Regions from separate parts of the Homo sapiens genome. Here region 2 is linked to region 1. A link is an interaction called in ENCODE POLR2A ChIA-PET data of the cell type or tissue named here. Cell type or tissue: MCF 10A. All regions are shown on one strand. Links, peaks and the distances in the headings refer to the core of each region. The heading gives the core; the rest is flanking DNA.

Region 1 (15,326 bases), core at 6,909-10,908:
ACTTTCTATGTGTCCTCACATGGCAGAATGAGCAAGGACACTCCCTTCAAACTCTTTTAAAAGGGCACTAATCCCATTCATGAGGGCTGAGCCCTCATGACTTAATTACTTCCCAAAAGGCTCCACCTCTTAATACTATCACACTGGGTGTTAGGTTCCAACATCTGAATTTTGGGGGAATGCCAACATTCAGACCATAGCAACCTCCAACAGGCTTTGATGACGTGGTGTCTTGAGACGCTGAGCTAGGGAGCATGGTGGGCTCACCAGCACTGTAATACTACCATTATCCCCAACTTACAATCCCCAAGTGAGAGACCTGCAGGAGATCTGCTTGTGGCCTGAGTGAACAAGTAGCTTGCCAAAAGTCTCATGGCCGATAAGAGATACGAAGTCCATCATACTCTCAGAAACACTCCCCTCAACACACACACACACACACACACACATTCTACCCTAAACAAGGGTGACTTCATGTCATTGTTCTCTCTCCCTGGAACATACCTCCATAAACCATCACTAGCCCTTTGCCTGGCTAATATAAAGTTTAGAATCAGCATTCTTCTATCTACAAAAAAACCTTGCTAGGATTTTGGGATCGTATTAAACCTATAGATCATTTGTGGAGAACTAATATTTTAACTATATTGAGTTTTCCAATCCTAATGAACACAGAATGCCTGTCTACTTATTTTGGTCATCTTTGATTTCTTACTTCAGTGTTTTGTAGTTTTCAGTGAGCAGATTCTATACATGTTTTGTGAGATTTATATCTAAGAATTTCATTCTTTTGAGTGCTGTTATAACTGATATTGGTTTTTTTGTTTTAATTTCCAATGATTTATTGCTAGGATATAAAAATACTATTGGTTATCGTGTGTTGACCTTATATCCTGTAACCTTGCTAACTCACTTATTAGTTCTAGGAGGTTTTTTATAGATTCCCATGTGATTATCTACCTAATCATGCCATATGCGAATAGGGACAGTTTTATTTATTTCTGATCTGTACGTCTCCTATTAATTTTTTTGCAACGGCTAGGACTTCCAGTATGATCTTGAATATGAGTGGTAACAGTAAACATCATTGCCTGTTTCCCATCATGGGGGAAAGCATTCATTCTTTCCCCACTGTAACATTATATATTACAGTATAATGTTAGCTGTAGATTTTTTGTAGATGCCCTTTTTCAGGTTGAAGAAGTTCCTTTCTCTTCCAAGTTTGCTGACAGCATTTATTATGGAAAAGTACTGAATTTTGTCAAAAGTTTTTTTTTTCTGCATCAAATGATAGAATCATGTGGCTTTGGGTTTTGTTTTGTTTTTGAGAAACGGTCTCACTCTGTTGCCCAGGCTGGAGTGTAGTGGCACGATCGCGGCTCACCGCAGCCTTGACCTCCTGGGCTCAAGCAATTCTCCCACCTTAGCCTACAGCTGGGACTACAGGCATGCACAACCATGTCATGCTAATTTTTGTATTTTTTGTAGAGAAGGGGATTCACCATGTTGCCCAGGCTGGTCTTGAACTCCTGGGCTCAAGCAATCCACCTGCCTCGGCCTCCCAAAGTGCTGGGACTACAGACATAAGCCACTGTGCCTGGCCTGTTATTTTAAGTTATTAATATGGTGTACACCTATAACATTTACTTTCAAAAACTGCACCAACCTTTTTGTTCCTGGGATAAATCAAATTGGTTTGGTGTATTATTCTTTCTCCATTATGCTGGGTTTTATTTTCTATATGGTATTTTGTTGAGGATTTCTGTGTCTGTGTTCATATAAGGAATATTGGTCTGTAGTATCATTTTCTTGAACTGTCTTTGTGTGGTTTTGTAAAACACATGTACGCTCTACATTTAACAACTTCTTTTGAGATCGTGGATTATAATTTCACTATTTTTAATCATCAAAAAAACTTAAGAGTAATTATAACTTTGCTTTTCTGCCAGAATTTATTTGACTCCAAGTCCTTGATCAGGAAGACAACTCCTAAAGATAACAATCTTCCTAAAGGAAAATGGGACTGTTTTACAAGGAGCCACAGAATGGTGGATCTGAGAATCCAACATAGAGAAACCCACTGCTTCATCTACCATTATGCGCTTGTATATGCATGACTTCAGGGATAAATGGGAGCCAGAAGTACAAAGGAATCTTCAGTAGTAAACAAAACGCAGAACCCTTCACGGTTTGACCAGGGTCATTGTGTGTCTGCCTGGTCATTTGACCAGCTCTTACGAATCAGGAACCCAGCTGAACCTCAGTTGAACCAGCCCCTCCAACAGAACTGAGGGGATTTGGGGCTGATAAGCTCAGTGCTATGTCTACAGCCAGTCATTTCTCAAAGTTGCAGCTTTGTAAATGTAGCTATATTTGTGTTGCATATGATTTCTATAATGTATTACTGCCCCACCCCTGCACATCCTCCAGAGAACAGTAACCAGCCAGGGATTGTGCTGACTGGCTTGAGATTTAAAAAACTAACAAGGTTTCCACCAAATAAAAGAGATGCCATTACCCACCCCTGAAGTGCAAATACTCACATTTGTTTTTGAGTTACGTAAGAAAGCAACTATCAAACATTAACCTCTTAATTCTTACAATTCCTAAAATGGTCAATTAGTCATTACTACCCATACTGTACAACTGAGGAACCCAGATTCGATGAGATTAAGAGACATCAAAATCAGCTGAGCTAAAATTTGCATTTAAACATTTCCAGGCCAGGCGCAGTGGCTCACACCTGTAATCCCAGCACTTTGGGAGACCAAAACAGCAGGATTGCTTGAGCTCAGGAGTTCGAGATTAGCCTCTAGTTTGAGGCAACATAGCAAGACCTCGTCTCTACAAAAATAAAAAAAAAAATAGCAGGGCATAGTGGCACATGCCTGTAGTCCTGGCTATTCAGGAGGCTGAGGCAGGAGGCTCCCTTGAGCCCAGAAGTTCGAGGTTACAGTGAGCTATGATCATGCCACTGCATTCCAGCCTGCAGTGACAGAACAAAAATCTGTCTTAAAAAAAAAATTCCTATTACCCATCTTTTGTTATTAAAAAGTCCTATACAAATACATTGTCAGAAAGTCATCTAGGCATGGGAAGGGCTCAAGAAAGGGATGTGGATCAGGTGCGGTGGCTCACGCCTGTAATCCCAGTTTGCGACCAACCTGGGCAACACAGTCTCATTAGACTGTCTTTATTCATTTAAAAAAAAAATTCACACAAGGAGGAAGAAGATAATTTAAATCAGTTGTTTAACCACACTAGACATTCTCCCCAACTAAGAGATACGTACAGGTTTCATTTTGAAAAGATATAGGCGGAGGTAAGTGACTCATGCCTGTAATCTCAGCACTTTGGGAAGCCGAAGAGGAAGGATTGCTTGAGCTCACGAGTTTGAAACCAACCTGGGCAACACAGGGAGACCCTATCTCTACAAAAAATTTAAAAATTAGCTAGGCATAGTGGCATACACCTGTAGTCCCAGCTAGTTGGAGGGCTGAGGTGGAAGGATCACCTGAGCCCAGGAGGTCGAGGCTGCAGTAACCTATGATTGTACCACTGCACTCCAGCCTGGGCACAGAGCAGGACCTTGTCTCAAAAAGAAAAAGAAAAGATAAAATCTATGCAACTGCACCGTTTAATTTTTTCATAATGTTTCAGATTAGCTTTAGTATCCAATCACATTCCATTAAAAATACCAATTTAACTTAAATCATAAGGAATTAAACTATCTTTAATTCAAACACATAATTATGTTTTTGGTGATATTTTCACACAGTTTCTTTAGAGACAGGCATTGTTAGCACTATGACAGCTAACATTTATTGCACATCAGTTAGATACCTAATACGGTAGGTACTAACTTACACATATTATTTCATTTTCTTAATCCTTTGAGGGAGGTATTGGCAGTCTCATTTTACCGAAAAATCTCAGCTTTAAGGTTGACTATTTATCGAAAGCTGGTTGCTAGCACCTGTGTGAGGTTTTGTTGTTTTTTTTTTTGAGATGGAGTCTTGCTCTGTCACTCAGGCTGGAATGCAAGGGCACAATCTCAGCTCACTGCAACCTCTGCCTCCCAGGTTCAAGCGCTTCTCCTGCCTCAGCCTCTGGAGTATCTGGGATTACAGGCACTCGCTATATGCCTGGCTAATTTTTTGTATTTTTGTAGAGATGTGGTTTCACCATGGTGGCCAGGCTAGTCTTGAACTCCTGACCTCAAGTGATCCAGCCACCTCGGACTCCCAAAGTGCTGGCATTACAGGCGTGAGCCCGGCCTGTTGCAAGGTTAACACTGAAAGGATATAGAAAGGTAAGTCTCAAACTTTAATGTACACGTGGATCACCTGGGGAATCTTGTTTAAATGCAGATGACTCAGAAGTTCTGGGGTAAGGCCACTGATTCTGCATTTCTAACAAGCCCTTAGGTGATGGCAATGCTGCTGGCCTAAGGCCAAACTTGGAATAGCAAGGATCTACAGGTTGCAATAGGCCACAAAAAACACCACCAAAAAGTCTACAGCCCAACGCAGGGGCTCACGCCTGTAACCCCAACACTTTGGGAGACCAAGATGGGCAGATCACTTGAGGTCAGGAGTTCAAGACCAGCCTGGCCAACATGGGGAAACCCCATCTCTACTAAAAAATAGAAAACTTAGCCGGGCGTGCTAGTGGGCGCCTGTAATCCCAGCTACCTGGGAGGCTGAGGCAGGAGAATCACTTGAACCTGGGAGGTGGAGGCTGCAGTGAGCCAAGATCTTGCCACTGCACTGCAGCCTGGGTGACAGAGCAAGACTCCATCTCAAAAAAAAAAAAAAATCTAAAAAAACTAAATTTATGGCCAGTCGCAGTAGCTCACGCCTATAATCCCAGCACTTTGGGAGACTGAGGCGGGTGGATCACCTAACGTCAGAAGTTTGAGACCAGCCTAGCCAACATGACGAAACCCCGTCTCCACTAAAAATACAAAAATTAGCCAGGCATGGTGGCAGGCGCCAGTAATCCCAGCTACTCGGGAGGCTGAGGCTGGAGAATTGCTTGAACCCAGGAGGCGGAGATTGCAGTTAGCTGAGATGGTGCCATTGCACTCCATCCTGGGCATCAAGAACAAAAGTCTAACACAAAGAAAAAAAAAACATACACACCACTAAATTTATTTTTAGACATGGGATCTTGCTACGTTGCCCAAGCTGGAGCACAGTGGCTACTCCGAGGCACCATAATAGCTCCCTGTGACCTTGAACTCCTAGGCTCAAGCAGTCCCCCCACCTCAGCTTCCTGATTTTTAAAAGTCAAATTTTTCTCCAAACCGCAGAGTTAGAACTTACTCATATTTCTTGATGGATTCTGAGTTTTGTAACATCTCAGAAGTATCTTCATAATGACTTCTTATTTTCTTTTCAGTTTAAATTTAGAGTCCAATTTCTTGGAGTTTTGTGGGATTTTCATCAAGGCTGGGAAGCCAACTACACCAAAACCATTTGAAGTTGCCATACCCTTCAAGCAGGTCCCTTTCCTTTACTCACCCACATATAACCTCTCAGAGTTTAAGTTCTAGAGATTAACAAACAACAGAGTTAGGCGAGATTCTGGGGGCTAGGCCCAAAAGTTCTTCCGGATGAAAAGTACAAATCTAGGCCAGGCGTGGTGGCTCACGTCTGTAATCCAGGCACATTGGGAGGCCGAGGCGGGCAGATGACCTGAGCTCAGGAGTTCGAGACCAGCCTGGGCAACATAGTGAAACCCCGTCTCTACCAAAAATACAAAAAATTAGCTGGGCATGGTGGTGTGCGTCTGTGGTCCCAGCTACTTGGGAGGCTGAGGTGGGTGGGTCTCTTGAGCCCAGGTGGCGGAGGTTGCAGTGAGCCAAGATTGTGCCACTGCACTCCAGCCTGGGTAACAGAGTTAGACCCAGTGTTTAAAAAAGAAAGAAAAAGAAAGAGTGAGAAGAAAGAGAGAGGGAGAGAGCGCGAGGGAGAGAAAGAGAAAAGAGAAAAGAAAAGAAAAAAAGAAAAGAACAACGCTACAACAAAACAGTACCTTACCAAAAAGTAATGATAAATGCCACAGGCTTCCATCCCTGGACTTAGGTGATAAACTCCTAGCAATGCAGTAATAACTAACAGTCTACAAACTAGATTTCAATTCTTTTACTAGATCCTTTTAGGGACAAGTTCTATTTACTTTCAAACTCCCACAGTGCAAACAAAGCAAGGTATTTGACCAAGCCCTGCTCTTTTCTTATTCATTTCTAATTATCTGTACGGGCTGCTGGCACCCCATACTCAAACATTGGCTAGCTGCCTCTTTTAAAAGGCAATTGCAGGCAGGGTGTGGTGGCTCACGCTTGTAATCCCAGCACTTTGGGAGGCCGAGGTGGGCGGATCATAAGGTAAGGAGTTCGAGACCAGCCTGGCCAGGCCAACACAGCAAAACCCCGTCTCTACTAAAATTACAAAAATTAGCTGGGCGTGGTGGTGGGCGCCTGTAATCCCAGCTACTCGGGAGGCTGAGGCAGGAGAATCGCTTGAACCCGGGAGGCAGAGGTGGCAGTGAGCCAAGATTGTGTCACTGCACTCCAGCCTGGGCGACAGAGCTAGACTCCATCTCAAAAAAAAAAAAAAAAAAAAAAGGCAATTGCACACCTCCCTTCACCTCCTACATTCTCTTTGCTAACAGCAACGCCAAACTAAAAACCAATGCATCTTTGAAAACATTCCAGTTTACCAGATAAGGTAAATTTAAAATTCTGAAGACAGATTATCTGATCCATTTTTCTTTCCATAAAGCCCTTCAAAAATACCCTCTGGCAGTCAGCAGAACAAGCCTTTCACCCAAGAGAGACATAAAATAGCCTATGATTCTGTCATTTACAAACGCCAGGACATTTATTTAAAGGGTATCCACACATTATATTATTCCCAAGGAATGCTTATGCACTCAAGTAGGAAAAGGAGGACCAGGCCTGGCACGGTGGCTCATGCCTGTAATCCCAGCACTTTGGGAAACCAAGGAGGGGTGATCGCTTGAGCCCAGTAGTTGGAGACCAGTCTGGGCAACATGGTGAAACCCCATCTCTACTAAAAATACAAAAATTAACCCGGCATGGTGGAACGTGCTTGTAGTCCCAGCTACTCGGGAAGCTGAGGTGAGAAGATCGCTTGAGCCTGGGAGGTCGAACCTGCAGTGAGCCACGATCGCACCAGTGCACTCCACCCTGGGCGACAGAGACCCGGTCTCAAAAAAGAGAGAGAGAGAGAACAAGAACAAGTGGCTTCTCTGGCTATGAGAAGTCTATAAAGTTTTGAGGCCGGTGGCCTCAGAAGGCCTACCTGTGACAGAGAATGTTGGGGGGACACACGGGTTTTTCTGAATTAGAGCATGCCCACAACAGAGCTAAGCAATTGCCCGCAGAGGCATGTTACAAAACCACAAAGCAGGAACAGAGCTGAGAGGCCCCTGCCCAGAACACCCTGGAAGCTAAAACACAGGACCCTGAGAAATGAGCTCTACTACAGACAAGTCCAACAGAAAGTTCTCTGTTTCTGCTACCTCCAAAACTGGCTGCCCTCCCAGATTTAACTCTGGGTACCAATTGGGCAGTGCCAGCCACCGTGCTGGGCGGTGGATTCCGGGATGCCAAGTCTGTCTTCTTGGTTAGAAGGACACAAACCTCTGCAGTGTAGAGAATTGTGGGCATATCTGGGCTCCTCCACTGCATCAGGGCTACCTGCCTCCATCCAGCAAATACTTACTAAGCGCCTACCATATACGCCTGGCACCCAGCTAGACATCAAGTGGGAACCAAACCACAGTCCCTCGTCTCCGCAGGCAGAAACAGGCACCGTCCGGAGGTTGCGCGGGCCGGGAAAACCTGCCACAGGTTGCTAAGACCAGCTGTACCCAGGAGACAGCAGGATTCCCAGCAGCACCCAGCCCAGTAACGCCACAGACTCCCGGGAGCGAGGGCGGAGCGGACAGGTAGGCCCGAAGGCAGGTGCTCAGGTAGGAGGCGCACACCTGAGGCTGCCGGCCTGGGAAGGGCAGGCTCTGGCCGAAGGCGGGGTCCCCAGAGAAGGCTGCAGAGTGGTCCCGGGACCCCACGAGGGAGAGGGGGCGCGAGGAGCGGGCTCCGGCCTGGGCAAGCGGGTACGCGGCGGAGGCCCCGCAGCGGGGCGGGGAGGGAGGCGTGCGGCTAGGCCGCCCTCGGGCACCTGGGGCCCCGCCCGGCACCTACCACTTGGGCGACCTTGAGGCGGCCGAGCGCGCCGCGCAGGTAGTCGGGGTCGCAGCGCAGGCCGGCCAGCCCGCGGCGCTGGCTCACCGGCTCGGTGGTGGGCTGGTACGGGCTGCTGGCGCCCGAGATCATGGAGGTGCTCGAGGCCTCGCCCTCGAAGCCGTCCAGCTCCTCGCCGCTCCGCATGCTGCCGCCCGGCCCGGGCCGCCTCGCGCGGCTGGCTCCCGGCGCCAGGAGCGGGCGGACTCAGCGGGGCCGCCGCATCGCCGCCGCCGCCGCCGCCGCCGCCGCCCGACTGACTGCCCGCGGCCCGCCCGCCGCCGCCGCCTCTCGCCCGCCGCCCGGCTGCGGCTGCGGCTCGGTCCGCTCGGGCTCGGCTCCCGCCGCCTCGGCAGCGGAAAGGGAGGGAGGTGGGAGCCAGGAGAGGGAAGGAGGCGGGAGCGGGCGCGCCGGGCCGGGAGAGGCGGAGCCAGGCCGCAGCCGGCCGCTCGGAGGCGCTCCGCGGCTCGAGCGAGGTGGAGGCGGCGGCGCCGCGGGCCTCGGGGAGGGGCGGGGCGAGGCGGGGCGCCGGCTCCTCAGGCCCCGCCCTGGCCCCGCCCCCACCTGCGCCTAGAGCCGGGGCGGGAGCCGCTGGTGGGCGCTGGCGATCCCGGCACGCGGGGCGATGGGGTTCAGGCAGCGGGGTCTTGGGGCTGAGGAAAGGGTCGAGGTGGACCTGGAGGCCATGGAGTTGCTTTCCCAGACGCTGCCTCAGGTTCTCCTTTGAAGAAAGTGGGGTCCTCGACGCATAGGGTGGGGAGCTTCTCGGTAAAGACAGAGACGGGCTGCGCCACCCGGGTGCCGGGAACGGTGCGTGGCCAGGGTGGGCTTGACTCAGACTATTGGGCCGACGAGAGGTGGGTAAGTGCCTGTGTTCTCACGCTGGGCGCCTGGAACAAACCGGTTCCGAGGCCAGGGGCGGGCGGGGCAGGGTGAGGAGCCGCCCCACTGCAGGTTGTCCCCGCCGGCCTGACCCAGGCGACTGACATGTTCCTCTCCTCTCAGCTGAAAAGCTTTGCTAGCTCTGTCTACGCATAAAGTAAGGTTAAACACAGATTTTGCCCCGAAGGGCATTAATTAGGGACCAATTTACAATTCAAGTGTGAAGGCTAATTTTAAGCTAAGTAAAACACTGACTAAGAAGTGTCGCTTTGATATTGAACCCTTCCACAACCACAAATACCGAGAGCTTGCCATGTTCTAGGCACTGAGCAAGGCGCTTGAAGAACGTATCGTTGTTATTTCTATTTTACAGAAGAAGAGACTAAGGCTGCAGACTGGAAGTAGCTTGTCCAAGGTCACACAGTTCATTGGTGGGCAGAGCCCAGGTTCCTACTTTTTCTTTTTTTAAAAAAAAGTTATTTATTATTTTCATCATCATTATTTTTGTAGAGATAGGGCCTCACTGTGTTGCCCAGGCTGATCTCGAACTCCCGGGCTCAGGGGATCCTCCTGCCTCAGCCTCCCAAATTGCTGGGATTACAGGTGTGACTGACCATGCCCAGCCCTCAACTTTTTCAAAGATAGGAAGGACAGTGACTCTAATACTGTTGTCCTTCTGTATGGGGGCAAGAGAGGGAGCTTGTTTTCAGGACCCCCTCAAATACCAAAATCTGAAGATGCTCTCAAATCCTTTATATAAAATGGTGTAGTATTTACATATAACCTACACACATCTTCTCGTATACTTTAAATAATTGTTCTACTGTATTACTTTTTATCTATATTTTTGTGTGTGCGTGTGTGTGTTGTTTGGGGGTTTTTTGTGTGTGTGTTTTCTGAGACAGAGTCTTGCTCATCACCCAGGCTGGAGCGCTGTGGTGAGATCTCTGCTTACAGCAACCTCCACCTCAAGCGATTCTCCCACCTCAGCCTCCCGAGCAGCTGGGACCACCACGCCCAGCTAATTTTGGCATTTTTAGTAGAGACAGGGTTTCACCATGTTGGCCAGGCAGATCTCAAACTACTGGCCTCAAGTGATCTACCCACCTCAGCCTCCCAAAGGGCTGGGATTACAGATGTGAGCCACCGTGCCCCACCTGTTTTTCTGTTTTGTTTTGTTTTGTTTGTTTTTAAAATAGACTTTTCACTCTGTCATCCAGGCTGGAGTACAGTGGTACAATCATAGCTCACTGTAACCTCGACCCCCTAGACTTAAGCAATCCTCCTGTCTCAGCCTTCTAAGTAACTGGGACTACAGGCATGCCACCACCATGCCTGGCTAAATTGTTTTTTCTTTCTTTTTTTTTGGAGATGGGGTCTCATTATGTTGCCCAGGCTGGTCTCAAACTTCTGGTCTCAGCAGTCCTCCCACTTCAGCCTCCCAAAGTGCTGGGATTACAGGCATGAGCCACCACATCCAGCTTATTTTTTATTGTTTTTTCCAAATAATTTTTTTTTTTGAGACGGAGTCTCATTCTGTCACCCAGTGGCATGATTGCTGCGCACTACAACCTCCACCTCCCAGGTTCAAGCAATTATTCATGCTTCAGCCTCCTGTGTAGCTGGGATTACAGGTACCGACTAACACGCCTGGCTAATTTTTGTGATTTTAGTAGAGACGGGGTTTTGCCATGTTGGCCAGGCTGGTCTTGAATTCCTGACCTCGAGTGATCTGCCCACCTTGGCCTCCCAAAGTGCTGTGATTACAGGCATAAGCCACTGTGCCCAGCCTATTTTATTCCAAATTTTTTTTTATCAGCAGTTGGTTGAATCCATAGCTGCAGAAACCACAGATATAGAGGACTGACCCTAAATCAACAAATATTTATTGGGCACTTACTATGGATTAAGCAATATACTAAGAACTTGAGATAGACAATGGTGCTAGACGGTGGTGACATTGAGTGGTTGGATGTAGACTCTTGCCTCTGCTTTCTCCCAAAATCCCAGTGAAATGACAGTTACAGGGATTTTTTTGAGGGGGTGGGGTTGGGCATTAAACTGTTGGGATAAAGAATGGCAAAGGAGGCAGGGCACCATGGTGCATGCCTGTAATCCTAGCACTTTGGGAGGCTGAGGTGGCAGTTCACTTGAGGTCAAGAGTTCAAAACCAGCCTGGCCAACATGTTGAAACCTTGTCTCTACTAAAAATAAAAAAAAAAAAAAAAAAAAAAAAATTAGCCATACATGGTGGCGAGCGCCTGTAATCCCAGCTACTCGGGAGGCTGAGGCAGGAGAATCACTTGAACCTGGGAGGTGGAGGTTGCAGTGAGCTGAGATCACCCCACTGTACTCCAGCCTGGGCTACCAAAAAAAAAAAAAATGGAATGGGAAAGGAGACAATGGCAACAAAATGTTGGAAGCTGGGAAGCAAATGGGCAACTGTAACTTAGCAGATCCAAGAAAGCCAAACCCTAAACTGGCAGGGGAAAGGCTGAAATATTATGCAGCACAGGTTATATCACAGAACAAAAGGCTCAGGAATGGGCAGCACCAAGTAAGTGTAGAGTTAGGGGGTGAAGGCAGGAGTAATAAACAAGAAGAGCAAGTGAAAGTCTTTTAAAGAAGCAAGTGGATCCCTAGATCCCTTTTCACACCCATCCCCCAAGACTGGAGCTTTGTTCTCTGGAGAGGGTGAAACAGAAGGCCTCTTAGTTAGAGATCACTAGGCACAGTTCAGGGAAGGAATACTGTACTAAAAACAGGTGGAGTAAGTGAAAGTTTGCTTAATGAATGAGACCCCCAGACATCCTTCCCGAGATCATGGTAGCCAAGACCTCACATTCTCTCTGGAAAACATGATTAGCACAAGAAGAAAGACCCAAAGATCCTGACAATGGAAGTACCCCAAAGTGGAGCCCAGCCAGATCACCCAACACAGAATCCCACAGTTGAGACTTCTCACCTACAGGCACAGAGCTTCCAATGAGCTTTTGAGGACTCTACTTTGAAATATAAATGACAACTAAGAGTCACCAAACATTTGAGGAAAGCCTATAACATAACAGAGGTCAAAACGAAGAAAAAGATATGTCATTAAATGTTTACAATGGTATATATATGTGTGTTCATATATATACCATTTTATACACATGTATATATCAGTATTCTCAGGTAAACTGAGAAGATACTGTAACCATAAAAAGTTTAGAATAAGGCTGGGCATGGTGGCACATGCCTGTAATCCCAGCACTTTGGGAAGCCGAGGTGGGTGGATCATTTACAGTCAGGAGTTCGAGACCAGCCTGGCCAACATGGTGAAACTCCATCTGTACTAAAAAAACAAAAATTAGCCCAGAGTGGTGGTGCATGTCTGTAGTCCCAGCTACTCAGGAGGCTGAGGCAGGAGAATCGCTTAAGCCCGGGAGGCAGAGGTGGCAGTGAGCCAAGATTGTGCCACTGCACTCCAGCCTGAGTGACAGAGCAAGACTCTGTCTCAAAAAAAAAAAAAAAAAAGTTTAGAATAAGGCTGAGTGAGGTGGCTCACGCCTGTAATCCCAGCGTTTTGGGAGGCTGAGGTGGGCAGATGGCTTGAGCCCAGGAGTTCGAGACCAGCCTGAGCAACATAGCAAGACCCCATCTCTATTAAAAAAAAAAAAAAAAAAAAAGTTTAGAATAAGATGTTACCAAAAAGGAATATTCAGAGAAAAAAAAAAACCTCTTAGACAAGCACATGAAAATATGCTCAATGTTATTAGTTGAAGGAAATTAGGGAAATGCAAATCAAAACCACTTCATAACTGCCAGGATAGCTATAATAAGAACAACAGGAAATTACAAGTGTTGGTGAGGATGTGGAGAAACTGGAACCCTCATACATTGATGGTAAGAATGTAAATGGTGTAACTGCTGGGTTGAAAGTTTGGCAGTTCTTCAAACAGTTACATAGAATTACTATATGACCCAGTAATTCCACTCCTGCGTATATACCCAAAAGAACTGATAATGGGTGGCCAGGCACAGTGGCTCATGCCTGTTATCCCAGCACTTTGGGCGGCCAAGGCAGGTAGATTGCTTAAGTCCAGGAATTCAAGACCAGCCTGGGCAATATGGCAAGACCCCATCTCTACAAAAAATACAAAAAACTAGCTGGGTGTGGTGACACATGCCTGTAGTTCCAGCTGCTTGGGAGGCTCAGGTGGGAGGATTGCTTGAACCTGGGAGAGGAAGGTTGCAGTGAGCTGAGATTGTACCACCGCACTCCAACCTGGGTGACAGAGTGATACCCTTTCTCAAAAACAGAAAAAAGAAAAAAAGAAAATAAAAGAAAGAAAAAAATTGATAATAGGTGCTGAAACAAAAACTTGTATGAGACATGCCAGACTCCATGATACAGGCCTGTAGTCCTAGCTACTCAGAAGCCTGAGGCAGGAAGAACACTTGAGCCCAGGAATTCAAGGCTGTAGTTTGCTATGATTGCACCTATGAGTAACTACAAACTCCAGCCTGGTAACACAGCAAGACACCATCTAAACAAACAAACAAACGAAACCTTATTTTTATGCCCTTATATAAAAAGAAACACAAAAAAACCTTCTTCATGAAGGTTTGTAGCAGCACTGTCCACAGTAGCCAAAAAGTAAGCACAAGCCAAGTGTCCTCCATTACCCCATGAAACAGGAGTTCGAGACCAGCCTGGCCAACATGGTGAAAACCCATCTCTACTAAAAATACAAAAATTAGCCAAGCATGGTGATGGGCGCCTGTAATCCCAGCTACTCGGGAGGCTGGGCAGGAGAAAAGCTTGAACCAGGGAGGCTGAGGTTGCAGTGAGCCGAGATCATGCCACGGCACTCCAGCCTAGGCAACAGAGTGAGACTCTGTCTCCAAAAAAAAGAAAAAAAGAATGTGTTTGAGGGCCAGGCATGTTGCTCATGCCTGTAATCTTAGCGCTTTAGGAGGCCAAGGCGGGTGGATCACCTGAGGTCAGGAGTTTGAGACCAGCCTGGCCAACGTGGCCAAACTCCATCTCTACTAAAAATACAAAAATTAGCTGGGCGTGGTGGTGTGCCCCTGTAATCCCAGCTACTCAGGAGGCTGAGACAGAAGAATTGCTTGAACCTGGGAGGTGGAGGTTGCAGTGAGCTGAGATCGTGCTACCCTGGGTGACAGAGCGAGACTCCATCTCAAAACAAAAAAAATGTGTTTGAGGCCCAGTATGGTGCCTCACGCTTATGATCCCAACATTTTGGGAGAAGCCGAGGAGATGATCGAATCACTTGAACTCAGGGTTTCAAGAACAGCCTGGGCAACATGGTGAGACCCTGTCTCTACAAAAAAATGAGCCGTGTGTAGTGGCGCACCTCTGTAGTCCCAGCTACTTGGGAGGCTGAGGTGGGAGAATCACCTGACCTCCAGAAGTCAAGACTGCAGTGAGCCATGATCATACCACTGCACTTCAACCTGGCCAACAGAGTGAGACCCTGTCTCAAAAAAAAGAAAGATTTTTTAAAAAACAAACTTTGCGGCTGGGCACAGTGGCTCACGCCTGTAATCCCAGCACTTTGGGAGGCCGAGGTGGGTGGATCACGAGGTCAGGAAATCAAGACCATCCTGGCTAGCACAGTGAAACCCCGTCTCTACTAAAAATACAAAAATTAGCGGGGCATGGTGGCGGGCACCTGTAGTCCCAGCTACTTGGGAAGCTGAGGCAGGAGAATGGCGGGTGAACCCAGGAGGAGGAGCTTGCAGTAAGCCAAGGTTGCGCCACTGCACTCCAGCCTGGGCGACAGAGCGAGACTCCGTCTGAAAAAAAACAAAAACAAACAAAAAAAAAAACTTGGCATTTGTTGGGACGGATAGTCCCTGCCAGCGGGGACATGGAGAGCCAGTATTGAAACCAGTAAGTGCAATGGAATATGTGCTGAGTGTTGTTGGGGGAAGGAGGGTGTTCATGACAGTAGGGACATTTCCAGCAAAAAGATTTAATTGAGTCTGTGGGTCAGAATTTCAGCTGAGATCTGAAATACAAACAGCAGTTATCTAAGCAAAAGGGTTGGGGGAAAATACTGCGGGCAGAGGGAACAGCATGTGCCAAGGCCCAGAGACAAGCACCAGCAAGGCGCACTGAAGAGAAAGGAGTGCAGAATTCAAGTGTGGGAAACTGGCA
Region 2 (15,326 bases), core at 5,213-9,212, 58 kb before region 1:
CCCTACTGGGAAGTGAGGAGCCCCTCTGCCCGGCCACCACCCCGTCAGGGAGGTGTACCCAACAGCTCATTGAGAACGGGCCATGATGACAATGGCAGTGTTGTGGAATAGAAAAGGGGGAAAGGTGGGGAAAAGACTGAGAAATCGGATGGTTGCTGTGTCTGTGTAGAAAGAAGTAGACTTGGGAGACTTTTCATTTTGTTCTGTACTAAGAAAAATTCTTCTGCCTTGGGATCCTGTTGATCTATGACCTTACCCCCAACCCTGTGCTCTCTGAAACATGTGCTGTGTCCACTCAGGGTTAAATGGATTAAGGGCGGTGCAAGATGTGCTTTGTTAAACAGATGCTTGAAGGCAACATGCTCCTTAAGAGTCATCACCACTCCCTAATCTCAAGTACCCAGGGACACAAACACTGCGGAAGGCCACAGGGTCCTCTGCGTAGGAAAACCAGAGACCTTTGTTCACTTGTGTATCTGCTGACCTTCCCTCCACTATTGTCCTATGACCCTGCCAAATCCCCCTCTGCGAGAAACACCCAAGAATGATCAATAAAAAAATAAAATAAAATAAAATAAAATAAAAAAACACAAGACGAGTCACGCCCTAGGGCTCAGGGCTCAGCCAGTGGCCCCTGTGGGTAACTGCCAACTGTTCTCAACCCACCACAGCACCCAGCCTGGGTTCTGAGATAGAGGCCTAAGAGGCCTCCAGGGCCACAGAGCCCACTAAGAAAGGGTGACCAAAGCGGAAGAAGAAAAACAGGACAGTGTGGGGGCCCAGGATGCAAGGTGAGAGAGTATGGCAGGAAGGACAGAGTGCCCCATAGCAGACACCACCAGGATGTTGAGTGGGGTGAGAACCCAAGAGCAACCAGAGGATCTAGGAACACGGAGGCCCCGTCCCAGGCTCCTGACCAGGGGACTTTCAATGCTGCCAGACTGGAGTGGGCTGAAGATGAATTGCGGAAGACCACCACATAGTCAGGATGGTGGACTGGGGGAAGGGGCAGGGGGTGTGTTTAGCTGGAAAATACACATGGGAAGCTTTTGGGGTGTTGACAATCTCCTATTTATTGACCCAGGTGGTGGCTGTATATTAAACTCCATATTTACTTTCATAATTTTTTCAGAATTTGACAATAAGAGATTAGAAAAGTGAGATTAGGAGAGGGGGAAGTAGAGAAGGCAAGTGCAGACCTCCTCTTCTGGGAAGTGGGGCTGAGCTGGCCCTGGGCTCTGGGGCCAGTTGAGTGGGAGCCACTGGCAGGCTTTTGGGATGGGGGAGGATCAGACACGCCTTTTAGATAGCGCCACATCCCAGAAGGGAAGGGGAGGAAAGGAGGAGCCCCGTGGCACTAATCAAAGTAAACAGGGGTGGAACATGTGAGTGTATGAGCTCCTAGGACACAGAGAAAAACAAATATCGCCAGGCACGGTGGGTCACGCCTGTAATCCCAGCACTTTGGGAGGCTGAGGCGGGCAGGTCACCTGAGGTTGGGAGTCCAAGACCAGTCTGACCAACATGGAGAAACCCCCTCTCTACTAAAAATACAAAAAAATTAGCCGGGTGTGGTGGCACATGCCTGTAATCCCAGCTACTCGGGAGGCTGAGGCAGGAGAATCGTTTGAACCTGGGAGGTGGAGGTTGCGTTGAGCCAAGATTGTGCCACTGCATTCCAGCCTGGGCAACAAGAGCGAAACTCCGTTTCAAAATATATATATATAAATATATATATATATAAATATATATATATAAATATATATATATATCAAAGTCCCACAATCCATCCAAAAATAAACCCAAACCAAAAACTTGACATTAACAGAATCATTCAAATTCCATCAAATTATGCTTGTAGAAAATTATGCACTGTCCTCCTTATTTATCATTTCTCATCCATATTTATGTCAACCTGGGCTCCTGGAATGACCTGTGTTTTTAAATCTATACCAATCACACCCTATTTTAACCATCAGGCTGGCTCTGCTGGAGACAAAAATACTCCCAATACTCCCACCACCTTGTTACAGAAACACAACACAGCCAAGGCCAACCCTTCTGTAGCGAGTTGATGAGCTGAGATCGGCCGTGAGGAGCTCACTTTTTCACCCCTCTCAGAGAACACTGGACATGAGCTGCCTTTAATAGATACCATCTTGGCAGGGTGCAGTGGCTCACGCCTGTAACCTCAGCACTTTGGGAGGCTGAGGTGGGCAGATCACCTAAGATCAGGAGTTGGAGAACAGTCTGGCCAACGTGGCGAAACCTCGTCTCTATTAAAAATACAAAAATTAGCTGGGCACGGTGGCACATGCCTGTAATCCCAGCTACTCAGGAGGCTGAGACAGGAAAATCACTTGAACCCGGGAGGCAAAGGTTGCAGTGAGCCGAGATCGCACCACTGCACTCCAGCCTGGGCGACAGAGCAAGACCCCATCTCAAAAAAAAAAAAAAAAGGTACCATCTCCTCAAGTTCATGTAAGGTATATGCCCTTTTGTTGGGCAAACACACAGCCTTTATCTGCTCCAAAAGAGTGGAAAGTCTAGAACGGATCCCAAAGAACAGGATCGTGTTCTCAAGTGACCACATCACCAACACCCAACCACAGGCCCAGGCCACCACCACCCAGAGGAAAAGAACGAGTATCAACTTCCCTGGGGAGAGATGCACCTCAACATGACCGGTGACATGGTAGTGTGGTAGTCAACAAGTGGAAAATCTTTCATGATTAAAATAGAAAAAGCAGAATTCCAGAAAGCTCACTAAATAGGTATTTCTGGGCTGGGTGTGGTGGCTCACACCTGTAATCCCAGCACTTTGGGAGGCTGAGGTGGGTGGATCACCTGAGGTCAGGTGTTTGAAACCAGCCTGGCCAAGATGGTGAAACCCCATCTCTACTAAAAATACAAAAATTAGCTGGGCATGGTGGTACATGCCCATAATCTCAGCTACTAGGGAGGGTGAGGCAGGAGAATCGCTTGAACCCGGGAGGCGGAGGTTTCATTGAGCCGAGATCACGCCACTGCACTCCAGCCTGGGCAACAGAGCAAGACTCTGTCTCAAAAAAACAAAAAAAAAAACCCAAAAACAACAAAAAGTAGGTATTTCTGGGGATAAACGCTGGTATAAATTAGTAAGAAATCTGAAGCATGAAGTCTTTTAACAGGTTAATGGCTGTCAGATAAATGGACAAAACAGAATTAAGGGGGTCAAGTCAAACCTGGTGGAAGTAAACAGGGGAACAGTGTGGGTAACATAACAGCAGCGTGCCAGGACACCTCTTACTCAGGTGAGATGAACATTGCTGCACTGGCCACAGCGCCCACTGGTTTGAGGCCTTACCAGATGCCTTTACACCCATTACCTCATTTTATACTTAAAAAAAAACCCTGCAAAAAAAAAAATTATTATCTCCACTTTACCAGTGCTGACACTTCACCAATGTAGGGCTCTCAGTGACTAGCCCAGGGTCATGCACAGCCTGTTTCAGCAGCTACCTTGGACTTGAACCCAGCTCGGTCTGTCTGACTCAATGCCTATAGTCTTAACCTTTCCAGCAGCTGCTTCTTTGTCAAACAGGTCCTCCCGCAGGGTTTCACAGCCCAGCCCCTTACTCAACAAGTATTTATTGACAGGCCTCAGGAACACTAGGCAAGTAGGATAGCAATGAACAAGATGCTGACCTTGACCTTGACCCTGCATCCATAGTATGAGCATTTTAACTGGGGGAGGTTTGCAAAGTTCTCTTAAACAGTCTACTACATGCTCTGTAAGCATTTTCTTATGGATAACATAAACCTCATTTTAAAAATAGTTGAGACATTACAACCTGTCACAAAAACTCAGACAAAATGCTTCTAGTTATCTTGAGGTTTTAGAGCTTAAATTTAAAATACCACCACATTTTTCTCAGCTTCCAGTGCTAAGACAAAAAACAGCTAAGTTTTCAACTGATATCTACTTTTCTAGATCAGCAACTCTCCTTTTTTCCTCCTTTAGGAGTCTGTGCTGGTTAGGACAACCCAGAGAGCACCTGTAAGGAGGACCTTCCCCACCCAGGGCACACCAGGAGAGCAGCCCTGACAGGGAGGTGGCAGCTCCAGCCTCCTCCTTGGGGCCCACACTTTCTCATGGGCCCAGCAGCAGCCAAACACAGACAGAGCCACGTGTGGCTTCTGTGTGGCTCCCAATCTCAGGCAAGGGTAGCTGGTCTGAGGCGCTCTCCTCCTGCTTCCCCCTCAGCAGCTGAGGTGCCCACGGCGTTCTCATCCCACAGGCACAGCAGTGTGAGGCAGCCGACTGTGCTTACGTGGATCTCCCTGACTGACTCCCTTTGAGCTCTTGCACATGCTAATTTGTAAATAAATATCAAGAAAACCAAATGATATTAAAATCCTCTTCTCATTCAGCACAGTAAGGACACAGTCTAGGAAAGGGGGTCTAGGACTGACCAGCCCTGTGCTTCCCATCTGATTAACAAGGGTGGCCAAACAGAGCTAAGAACCCAAACCATGGGGAGAAGGGGCAGGTTTCCACTCAAGACTTTCTGATCAAACCACCAAACCCCCCCAGGTCCTCCTAGTTGCTTTGAATTTAATAATATTCCTAGGCTCTGTAAGTTACTGGCATTTTCATTCATATTTTCAATTCTTCCAGAATCAATATTTTTATAAATGGCTTTTAGGTCCAGTCTGAAAAGTATGTAAATGTCTACACTGTATTTTATTTCCCATATTCTCCAAATATCAACATGACCAGTCTTCTCAGATGATTGCAAAATTGAAATGACATCTTTAAGGTGGCCAAAATAATTGTTATGATGTTTCTCCCATTAGTTAAGATTCAGTTTATTTTGTAGTTTTACTTAACCCAGTAAAGAAATTTAAAATTTCACAGTTGAATTATAATAGAATATTTAAGGATCAAAATGAACTAGAACCAAACATGACCTGGAGAGATTCCAGCTTTTCCTTGGAGCCAACAGGCACGTGATCCTTTCATGGCCAGAGTGGCCGCTTGTACTCACTGTCAGATTCCAGTTGATCTGGGGGATCCTCATGTGCAGGTTGAGACTGAACATAATCAGCAAGACGCCAGTCACCACAAACGCACTGCAGCTCACAAACTCAAAAAAGTAGAGGCCTTCACACGGGGAGCATGCCATGATGGTCTCTATGCAGATGAATGCAATCAGGGCCAAGATCTAGGAAGAAAATTGGAAACATATATGTACGTATATGTTTAGTATACATCTGCGGACATACGTACCTGCCATGCTTATATAACACTGAACAACAACATACTGCCACTGAGTTTTCCTCTGGGACAGCAGTGTAACTGTCGGAAATCAGACCTGCTTCAATTCTTACCTAAAGAATAGGTGCAGGGGTCTTAATGGAAGGATCAAATTACTAATGTAAACAGTGAAGGCCCCACCACATACACTGAAATCAATCTGGTGTGATGTGGCCCCCGGGTGTAAACTGCTGGCCCTTGGGAGGAAGCAGAAACATCTCTACAATGTTTCTAGGTCTTCTCCTGCCACCAATAAGTAAGTGGGTGTTGCCTATGTGTGTTTCTAATTCATGGTCTCTACCACAATTATCCCAAACACTGGGAGAGCAGAATTCTGATGGTGTCTGACTTGTGCCATCTGCAGTTACCTTGGTGGCTCCTGCTAAAGTCACACAGGTTAACTGGGACTCCTGACGGCTTTAAAACAATGATTGGTATAATCTCCTTTTCCCCCAATTAGGTGGGAACAAGAGGCGCACCTAATTAATTCATATGGTTTTAAAAAATATATTTTTTGAACTTGATCACAACAAGATGGCAGCTTATTAAAAAACATTAAGAAATCTACCAATAATAGAATAAATTTCTAGGCTGGGCACGGGGGCTCATGCCTGTAATCCCAGTACTTTGGGAGGCCAAGGTTGGCAGATCACCGGAGGTCTGGAGTTCAAGACCAGCCTGACCAACATGGAGAAACCCCCTCTCTACTAAAAATACAAAATCAGCCGGGTGTGGTGGCGCATGCTTGTAATCCCAGCTACTCAGGAGGCTGAGGCAGGAGAATCGCATGAACCTGGGAGGTAGAGGTTGCAGTAAGCTGAGATCGCGCCATTGCACTCTAGCCTGGGCAACAAGAACGAAATTCCATCTCAAAAAAAAAGAATAAATTTTTTTCTGAAGGACCAAAGTACCATTCTGGCAATATGTCCTAAGAGTTCATAGATCATAAAATCAAATAGATATTGATAGAAATTACCAAGTGAACTTTTAAAGGGGGATTTCAGGAGAAGGAGGAGGCCCAAAGGCGGAGTTAATGGCCCTGTGATCAAAGAAAGGTTTCGAGCACCTAAAGCCAGATCAGTCTCAGGCTCCCGCTCCGCCCAGTTCAGTGGCATCTGAAGCCTATGCCGCTGCTTCCAGGCTGGCCTCCACCTCAAAAGTCAAGGAAGCAGAGGCAGGCAGCTCTGTGGTCCTCTAGAGACTTGTCCTTTAGAGCTTGTGGGAAATGCAGAATCTCTGCTTCCTCCCCTTGAACTACAGAATCAGAATCTGCTTTCTGATGAGATCTTCAGATGATTAAAATGCCAGCAGCATCCAAGGCACGGGCTGTTCTGGGGCCTTTCTCCACCTGCTGAAAGTCCTACTCATGCTTTCCAATGCTCCACTTGATGATGCCGCCACCTCCTCCCCATGTCTTCCCTGACTGCTTCTCCCTGCCAGACATCAGCTTATCCCACCCTCTCCCAGGAAAGCTGGTTCATCTGTGATTGCATTCTATCCTTACCATCTTGCAGCCTCTGCCTCCGGAGCTTTTAGGGGGCAGGGTAGTCCATCCCCATCTACCCCCAAGGCACCAAGCACAGTAACTTTCACATAGCTGGCAGATGGGGGCTGAATGAGCCATTAGAAAACCCACATCTACAATTCCTGGTTGCCTGGTCAGTGTCTTCAGGCGAATGGAAGAGTGGTTCTGCCTTTCCCATTGTCAATACTTCTACACAGAACCTCTTTCCTAACAATATGTGGTCTTTTCTAAGTCAACACATTAAAGACATGGGTCTTCTTGGTCAAAGGATACAAAATTTCAGTTAGACAGGAAGAATAAGTTCAAGAGATCTATTGTACAACATGGTGACTTAGTCAACAACAATGTATTGCATTGTATTGTTGAGAGGAGATTTTAGGCTGGGTGTGGTGGCTCATGCCTGTAATCCCAGCACTTTGGGAGGCTGAGGCAGGTGGATCACCTGAGGTCAGGAGTTCGAGACCAGCCTGATTAACACGGTGAAACCCCGTCTCTACTAAAAATACAAAAATTAGATGGACATGGTGGTGGGCGCCTGTAATCCTAGCTACTTGGGAGGCTGAGGCAGGAGAATCACTTGAAACCCGGGAGGCGGAGGTTGCAGTGAGCTGAGATCGTGCCACTGCACTCTAGCCTGGGCGACAGAGTGAGACTCCATCTCAAAAAAAACAAAAACAAAAGCAAACAAACAAACAGAGTAGATTTTAAATGTTCTCACCACAAAAAAAAAAAACAAAGGTAAGTATGTGAGATAATGCACGTTACCTCACTGGATTGAGCCATTCCACATTGTATACACATTTAGAAACATCATGCTGTACACAGTAAATATAGAGATTTTTACTTGTCAATAACACAAAAGATATGGGTCTTTAAATATACACACTGTGCTTCTCCTAATAGCTCTTCTTATAATTCTCTACTGCACCATAGACTTTAATTCTCCATCTGAATTACATGCCTAACTTGCAATCAATTCACAAAAGAAATAGTTCACATAAGGGAAACTCCTAAACTTTCCCCTTTTTTTCACCCCAGTAATCAGATCTAGTAATCTTGGGCAAGAAATAACACACTGTACTGATGAGTTACAAATGTTTCTGGTATGCTAACTTCAACCATATTTGTGTGGGAAGGTAACACCTACATTCTTAAATATTAACATAAAAATGGCTTCACGGATATGCAAATCTAATAGACCATTTGTTGTGGCAGTGAACAAAACAGACAAAAACTCCTGCTCTTAGCTCACAGTCTAATAAAGGAGTTGTTTTTTTTTAAATTACATTTAAAAAGAGTGAGTTAGTGATAAGAACGAAGGAGAAAAATGGAAGCAGGGAAGGTGAACAAAGCATAGCTGGGGCAAAGGTGTTCGAAAGTTTAGACACAGAGACCAGGAAGAGTGGCTCATGCCTGTAATCCCTTTGGGAGTACAGCACTTCAGGAGGTTGAGGCGGGTGGATTGCTTGAGGCCAGGAGTTCCATACCAGCCTGGCCAACATGGCGAAATCCTGTCTCTACTAAAAATACAAAAAGTAGCTGGGCATGGTAGCACATGCCTGTAATCCCAGCACATCAAAAGGCTGAGGTGGGTGGATCGCTTGAGGCCAGGAATTCCAGACCAGCATGGCCAACATGACAAAACTTTGTCTCTACTAAAAATACAAAAATTAGCCAGATGTGGTGCTGCACACCTGTAATCCCAGCTACCAGGGAGGCTAATGCATGAGAATCCCTTGAACCTGGGAGGCGGAAGTTGCAGTGAGTGGAGACTGTGCCACTGCACTCCTGCTTGGGTGACAGAGTGAGACTCTAAAAAAATTTTAACATAAAATAAAGTTTAGGGCAGGCGCAGTGGCTCACAGCTGTAATCCCAGCACTATGGGAGGCCGAGGCGGGTGGATCACATGAGGTCAGGAGTTCGAGATCAGCCTGGCCAACATGGTGAAACCACTAACTGGGCATGGTGGCGCACGCCTGTAATCCCAGCTACTCCGGAGGCTGAAACAAGAGAACTGCTTGAGCCTGGGGGCGGAGGTTGCAGTGAGCTGAGATCGCGCCACTACACTGCACTCCAGCCTGGGTGATAGAGTGAGACTCTGTCTCAAAAAAAATAATAAAAATAAATAAAGTTTAGACAGAGTGTCCCTGGAGGGTGCTATTTGAGACAGAGTTGCCGAACATATAAGGGACAGCTGTCTGGAGAAAGAGCACTGGAGGCAGAGTGGGGAGCAAGGTGAGATCCCTGGGAAGGGGGTCAGGTGGCCCCTAGGGAGAATCACAGGAGGGAGGTCAGACCCAAAGAGCGCTTGGGTGCAGTGAGGTATGCGGCTCTCACTCTGAGTGTGATGGAAGCACCAGAGAGTGGCAGGATCTCCTTTGGGTCTTAAAAGGGCCACCAGCTACTTTGCGGAGAACAGACTACAGTGAGGACAAGGGCAGAAGCCAGGAGGAGAGTGACAAGACCCTTGCAACAATGAATAGGGCTGACCTATTACCTTGCAGAAATGACTTCACAGGTGTGTGACTGCACAGGCTCAGTCAGAAAAGTTAGCATGGTTCCTGCCTTGCTCTCTCTTAGACCACTCATGATGGGGAAAAACCAGCTGCCATGTCTTGAGGGTACTCAAGCAGCCCTATGGAGAGGTATAGGTGCCAAGAACTAAAGCCTCCTGCCAACAGCCATGTTGAACAAGCCGTCTTAGACATAGGTCCTCCAGCCCCAGGCAAGCCTTCAGATGACATAGCCCTAGCCAAAAGCTTGACTGCAACCTCCTGAGAGAACCAGAGCAAAGCCACCCCCCAAATTCCTGACACACAGAAATGAAAAGAAAAGAAAGATCTGATTCTTGTTTGTTTGCTTTTTTAAGACAGGGTCTTCCTCTGTCACCCAGGGGGTGCAGTGATGCAATCATAGCTCACTGCAACCTTGAACTCCTAGACTCAAGTGACCCTCCTACCTCAAACTTTCGAGTAGCTGGAACTACAGGGGCACACCACCATGCCCAGATAATTCTTTATTTTGTAGAGACAGGGTCTCACACAGGCTGGTCTCAAACTCCTGGCCTCAAGAGATCCTCCCGCCTCAGCCTCCCAAAGCACTGGGATTACTGGTCTCAGCCACTGTGGCCCGCCTAAGATGTCTTGTTTTAAGTCACAAAGTTTTAAGGTAATTAGTTATGCAGCAATAAATAATATATCAGGGAGGGAAAACTCTTGTTGTTATAAAACATTAATATTCTACTCATTACTCATTGATTACAGGTACATACAAATCAAACACCTTATAGGCACTTCTTGTTTTTTATCATTTAGTTCCCCAGTACAACCTTATGAGGTAGATATTAGCCCCATTTTACAGATAAGGAAATTAAGGTTCTGTGACATATAGATAGCAAGAAGCGGTGCCAGGATGTAATAGCCAAGATTTGATTCTCAGTCTCTCCAGTTCTTACTGCCCCACTATGTTATTTCCCTATTAGCTTCTCACCCATAAAATTATACCTGCCTCCTTTCCAAATCTCAAATGGTCACTGTGTTCAAAATCCAAACAAAAATATATGTAAAAGGGCTCTACAAATGACAAAATGCTATATACAAAATAAGAAAATAACATGTTATAACCTACACCTATTTAAACCATAAAATACCTATTATATATCTTATTTTCCAGCCCACTTTTTCTGCTAAATAGTGTTTCCACAGGTATGTCCACATATAGATGTTACTTTTAATAATTACATGTATTCATATGTAATTACATAGACAGATACATAAATACACACATATACACCTCTATACACAACCACAATTTAATTGATCCCCTATTGATAGGCATTTAGATGGTTTCTAATACTCTGCTGTTACAAGCAAAACATTTTTTTGTCTGACATTGGACACAGCAAAATGTCAACATTTTCTCTAGCACAGTGAAATCTAATCACTGCTGAAATAAAAACTACCTATTGACCAAGAAGGGCTCAGATAAAGTGATACTAGAAGCCAACAACTTCAAGGGAACCAAAGAGTCAAAAATAGTTCAACTTATAACAACCTTGAAGTGAGCAAATGTCACGTGAACAAATTATACAGAGATGTCCAAAAAGATGTATATAAGAAAAAACTTTTTTGTTTACTAATCATGCGATTATGGATGCCCTTGGAGAGAGTCCTTTCCAGGTGGCAACTACAAACTGACCAGAGTAAATATTTTAATATTTGATAAGTAAACTGGGCCAGGTACAGTGGCTCACACCTGTAATCCCAGCACTTTGGGAGGCCAAGGGAGTTGGATCACTTGAGGCCAGGAATTCCAGACCAGCCTGACCAACACAGTGAAACCCCTGTCTCTACTAAAAATACAAAAAATTAGCTGGGTGTGGTGGCACATGCCTGTAATCCCAGCTAGGCAGGAGGCTGAGGCATGAAAATCACTTGAACCCTGGAGGTAGAGTTTGCAATGAGCCGAGATCGCGCCACTGCACTCCAGCCTGGGTGACGAAGGGAGACTTCATCACCAAAACAAACAAACGAACAAACAAAACCAGAATTGATATTAACAGGTTGTCAGATTTCCACAACTGTGGCAAATTATGATTGGCAGCATCTAAAAGCAGGAAGAGAAGGAAAGAGAGAGGACTGGCTGATGAAGTTACCATAATAGTCATCCTTCCACTCTAACTTTCTGTCACAGCTTCTTGTGCCAGGCAATAATGAAATAGCAATTTTTGGTTTTGTTTCGTTTGTTGCCAGAGTCTCTGTCGCCCAGGCTGGAATGCAGTGGTGAGATCTTGGCAAGTGCAACCTCTGCTTCCCGGGTTCAAGTGATTGTCCTGCTTCAGCCTCCTGAGTAGCTGGGATTACAGGCACCTGCCACCAAGGCCGGCTAATTTTTGTACTTTTAGTAGAGACAGGGTTTCGTCATGTTGGTCAGGCTGGTCTCAAACTCCTGACCTCAAGTGATCCACCCACCTCAGCCCTGCAAAGTACTGGGATTACAGGCATGAGCCACTGCACCCAGCCACAGTGGGCATTTTTGGCATTCAGCTAACTGGAAGTTGAGTGAGGGATACATTAAATTTGGGTTTAGCTGCCGGTTCCACGTGTGGTTAAGCTACCGTAGCACTCCCAGTGGAGGAATGGCTTTCACATATGCTCTGACACCACTGCACAGGCTCATCTGACATTATGACAATGGAACAGACCCCAAACTTCATGAGATAAACTGTCCTATGATGACCAACTAGAAATATGTGGGTAGTAGAGGAGAAATAGGGTTTGAAACATACGGAGCCAGAAGCTTGTCTGTGGGAAATTCTTCAGATCATCAAATGCATAAAATTGTAAGTACAGAATTCTATTGTCATCAGTGCCTAAATGAGAGTTGTGTCTTATCAGGAAAATACTCAGTAATGTAGTGTATGCAACTATAAATGCACTAAACGTTTTCTCCCTTTTTTGATGGGAGCCACATGAAATAGAATTTATCAGAATTCCAGGGTGTGTAGGGCACAAAACTGTGGCAGTACTATAAACAGCAAGTACTTCTTATTTTTATTATTATTATTATTTTGATATGGAGTTTCGCTCTTGCAGCCCAGGCTGGAGTGCAATGGCATGATCTCGGCTCACCGCAACCTCTGCCTTCCGGGTTCAAGCGATTCTCCTGTCTCAGCCTCCCAAGTAGCTGGGATTACAGGTGCCCACCACCACACCCAGCTAGTTTTTGTATTTTTAGTAGAGACGGGGTTTCATCATGTTGGCCAGGCTGGTCTCAAACTCCTGACCCCAGGTGATCCACCCACCTTGGCCTCCCAAAGTGCTAGGATTACAGGTGTGAGCCACCGCCCCCGGCCAACAGCCAAGTACTTCTGTGCAGGAGTTTGGAGTTTTATGTCTCCCAATGTACCAGATCGCATCTTGATACAGCTGATGAATTTTAAATTGACAAAGTCTGACAATCCCAAATAAAATGGCACACAAAATTGCTTCCAACTCACTGAAACAGCATGAAGAAACAAGTGTTCAGTGACAAACTCCTACACATGTTCATCAATAAACCAGTGAATGGGGCCTCAGAACATATTGACCGTATAATGACATGACGTTGCTCGAAACAATGTAGTGGCAACCTAAAATCTGAACTGCACTTGTGTACACCGAAATGTCAGGTAGACTTTGTATACTTTTTCAGAATTACTGATCATACTGAAGTTCAAATCTACGAAGGATCTATTGCAGTGGAGGCCAAAACAAAAACAGAAAGAAAATGCTTTTTAAATTTGTAATTTATTGTTTCCTGTTGGATGTCAAAAGAAGGCCCCCCCTTTGTCATTTAGTGTGTTTCTTATTTTAAAACAATATTCACTATTGTACCTGTCTTGTGTTTTTGTCTTTCTTTTTCCAAAATCATGAGTCTTAAGCTCCTCAAAACCTGTACCTACTGCTAGGTTTGGACAATGAGGTGTGAGTGGGGTAGACCCCTGTCGTGACCCTTGGCAGCAGCCTTTTGGAACTACAGACAGTTCCACCATGCTCCTTCCCTGCCACAGCAGCCTGCAATGTTCCAGACCCAGGGCGGGGGAGGGGAATGACCAATAAACACATCAACAGATGCTCAACTTCACTTCCAACAAGAGAAATGCAAACTGAGGTACCCTTTTCATCTACTCGATTCATAAAAATTATAAAGTGATATCCCATACTGGTGAGAAAATGTCAAATCAGGCCATTTTCCACACTGATGGTGAGGGTACAGACCAGCATGGCATGCAGACAGTGATCTCCCAATCCTTGTCAAAATTGGCCGGGCACGGTGGCTCATGCCTGTAATCCCAGCACTTTGGGAGGCCAAGGTAGGCGGATCACCTGAGGTCAGGAGTTTGAGACCAGCCTGGCCAACATGGTGAAACCCAGTCTCTACTAAAAATACAAAAATTATCTGGGCATGGTGGCAGGCGCCTGTAATCCCAACTACTTGGGAGGCTGAGGCAAGAGAATCACTTGAACCTGGGAGGCGGAGGTTGCAGTGAACTGAGATTGCGTCACTGCACTCCAGCCTGGGCAACAAGAGCAAAACTCCATCTCAAAGAAAAAACATGGCCAGGCACAGTGGCTCACGCCTGCAATCCCAGCACTTTGGGAGGCCAAGGCGGGTGGATCATGAGGTCAGGAGTTTAAGACCAGCCTGGTCAAGATGGTGAAACCCTGTCTCTACTAAAAATACAAAAATTAGCCAGGCATGGTGGCGGGCACATATAATCCCAGCTACTCGGGAGGCTGAGGCAGAGAACTGCTTGAACCCGGGAGGCAGAGGTTGCAGTGAGCCAAGATTGCGCCACTGCATTCCAGCCTGGGCGACAGAGACTCCATCTCAAAAACAAAAAACAAAAAACTGTAACTGTGCACACCTTTAGACCCAGAAATTCTAGGACTATGTACCCTATGAATAAATGCACATGTATGACGCTGCACTGTGTGTCGTATTAAAAAGTAACCAGGCCGGCTGTGGTGGCTCACGCCTGTAATCCCAGCACTTTGGGAGGCTTAGGTAGCTGGATCACCTGAGGTCAGGAGTTCGAGACCAGCCTGACCTATATCGTGAAACCCTGTCTTTACTAAAAATACAAAAATTAGCCGAGTGTGGTGGTGGGCGCCTGTAATCACAGCTACTCGGGAGGCTGAGGCAGGAGAATCACTTGAACCCAGGAAGTGGAGGTCACAGTGAGCTGAGATTGCGCCACTGTACTCCAGCCTGGGCGACAGAGCGAGACTCTGTCTCAAAAACAAACAAACAAACAAACAAAGCAGGAGAGCCATGGTGAATAAACAACAGCACATCTACATACAGTAAGAAACACAAGGCAGAGAGATGGGGGATTCTGTGGACTGGCGGGGAAAGGGTCCAAGGGATACTTAGAGAAAGAACAGAGTACAGCACACAAGGCATAAAGTGACCCCATTTTTGGTGAAGAACAAAAAATAAGCATATTTGTGTTTACAAACACATTTATGTGCATTGAAGGATTTAAGCTAAACAGTAAAAAATCAATACCTCTCTATGGATTAGGATTAGGTGGGGAACAGGGGAATCACAGAGATTTTACCTTTTTTAATTAACACTCCTGTCGTGTTTGAATATGTAAGAAATATACATATTCATACATATATGTATTTATAATACATGCATATAATATATACACATATATGTACACATTGTATATAACTGCATGTATGTAAATATATCACATGTATATATTATAGATTCAGGAAGAATCTATAGTAAAATATTGATAGTAAACCCATCTATATGGTAGAAATGTGGATAGGTTTATTTTCATTGAGCCCGCTTTCATGTTCCAAAATTTCTACAAAGAGTATATGTGTTTTTAATTAGAAAAAAAAATTAAATGCCCTATGTATGGACACTTTTTTGAAACATCCAGGTTATGAGTTAAATTTTAGTGACCTCTAAGAACCAATCCTTACTTGTTTTGAAACCAT

The links. ChIA-PET counts read pairs that join two places held together with the same protein. Peaks named below come from ENCODE experiments on the same cell type or tissue, not always from the same donor. Only the 100,000 strongest peaks of a DNase experiment are listed, where the experiment ranks them.
Region 2: POLR2A ChIA-PET joins it to region 1 with 5 read pairs; 6 of 35 experiments call an interaction of 5 or more read pairs at or near these places.

Annotation. Positions count from the first base shown.
Region 1 is chr16:66,688,104-66,703,429 of GRCh38, forward strand. It overlaps CMTM4 (CKLF like MARVEL transmembrane domain containing 4), which reads right to left and starts at 8,640. Exons shown (of 4, transcript NM_181521.3): 1 at 8,237-8,640. The coding sequence starts at 8,422. RefSeq lists enhancers at 3,545-4,224, 4,225-4,904, 4,905-5,584, 7,843-8,682 and silencers at 8,153-8,442, 8,533-8,872, 9,113-9,172, 9,203-9,282. In MCF 10A, for the core only: a CTCF peak has its summit at 8,878; a DNase peak (open chromatin) is centred at 8,698.
Region 2 is chr16:66,631,375-66,646,700 of GRCh38, forward strand. CMTM4 (CKLF like MARVEL transmembrane domain containing 4) reads right to left here. Exons shown (of 4, transcript NM_181521.3): 2 at 5,031-5,207. Among named protein-coding and RNA genes, the nearest start is that of CMTM3, 34 kb to the left of the region's middle. RefSeq lists a silencer at 12,358-12,536. In MCF 10A, for the core only: no CTCF peak of the experiment used is centred there; no DNase peak of the experiment used is centred there.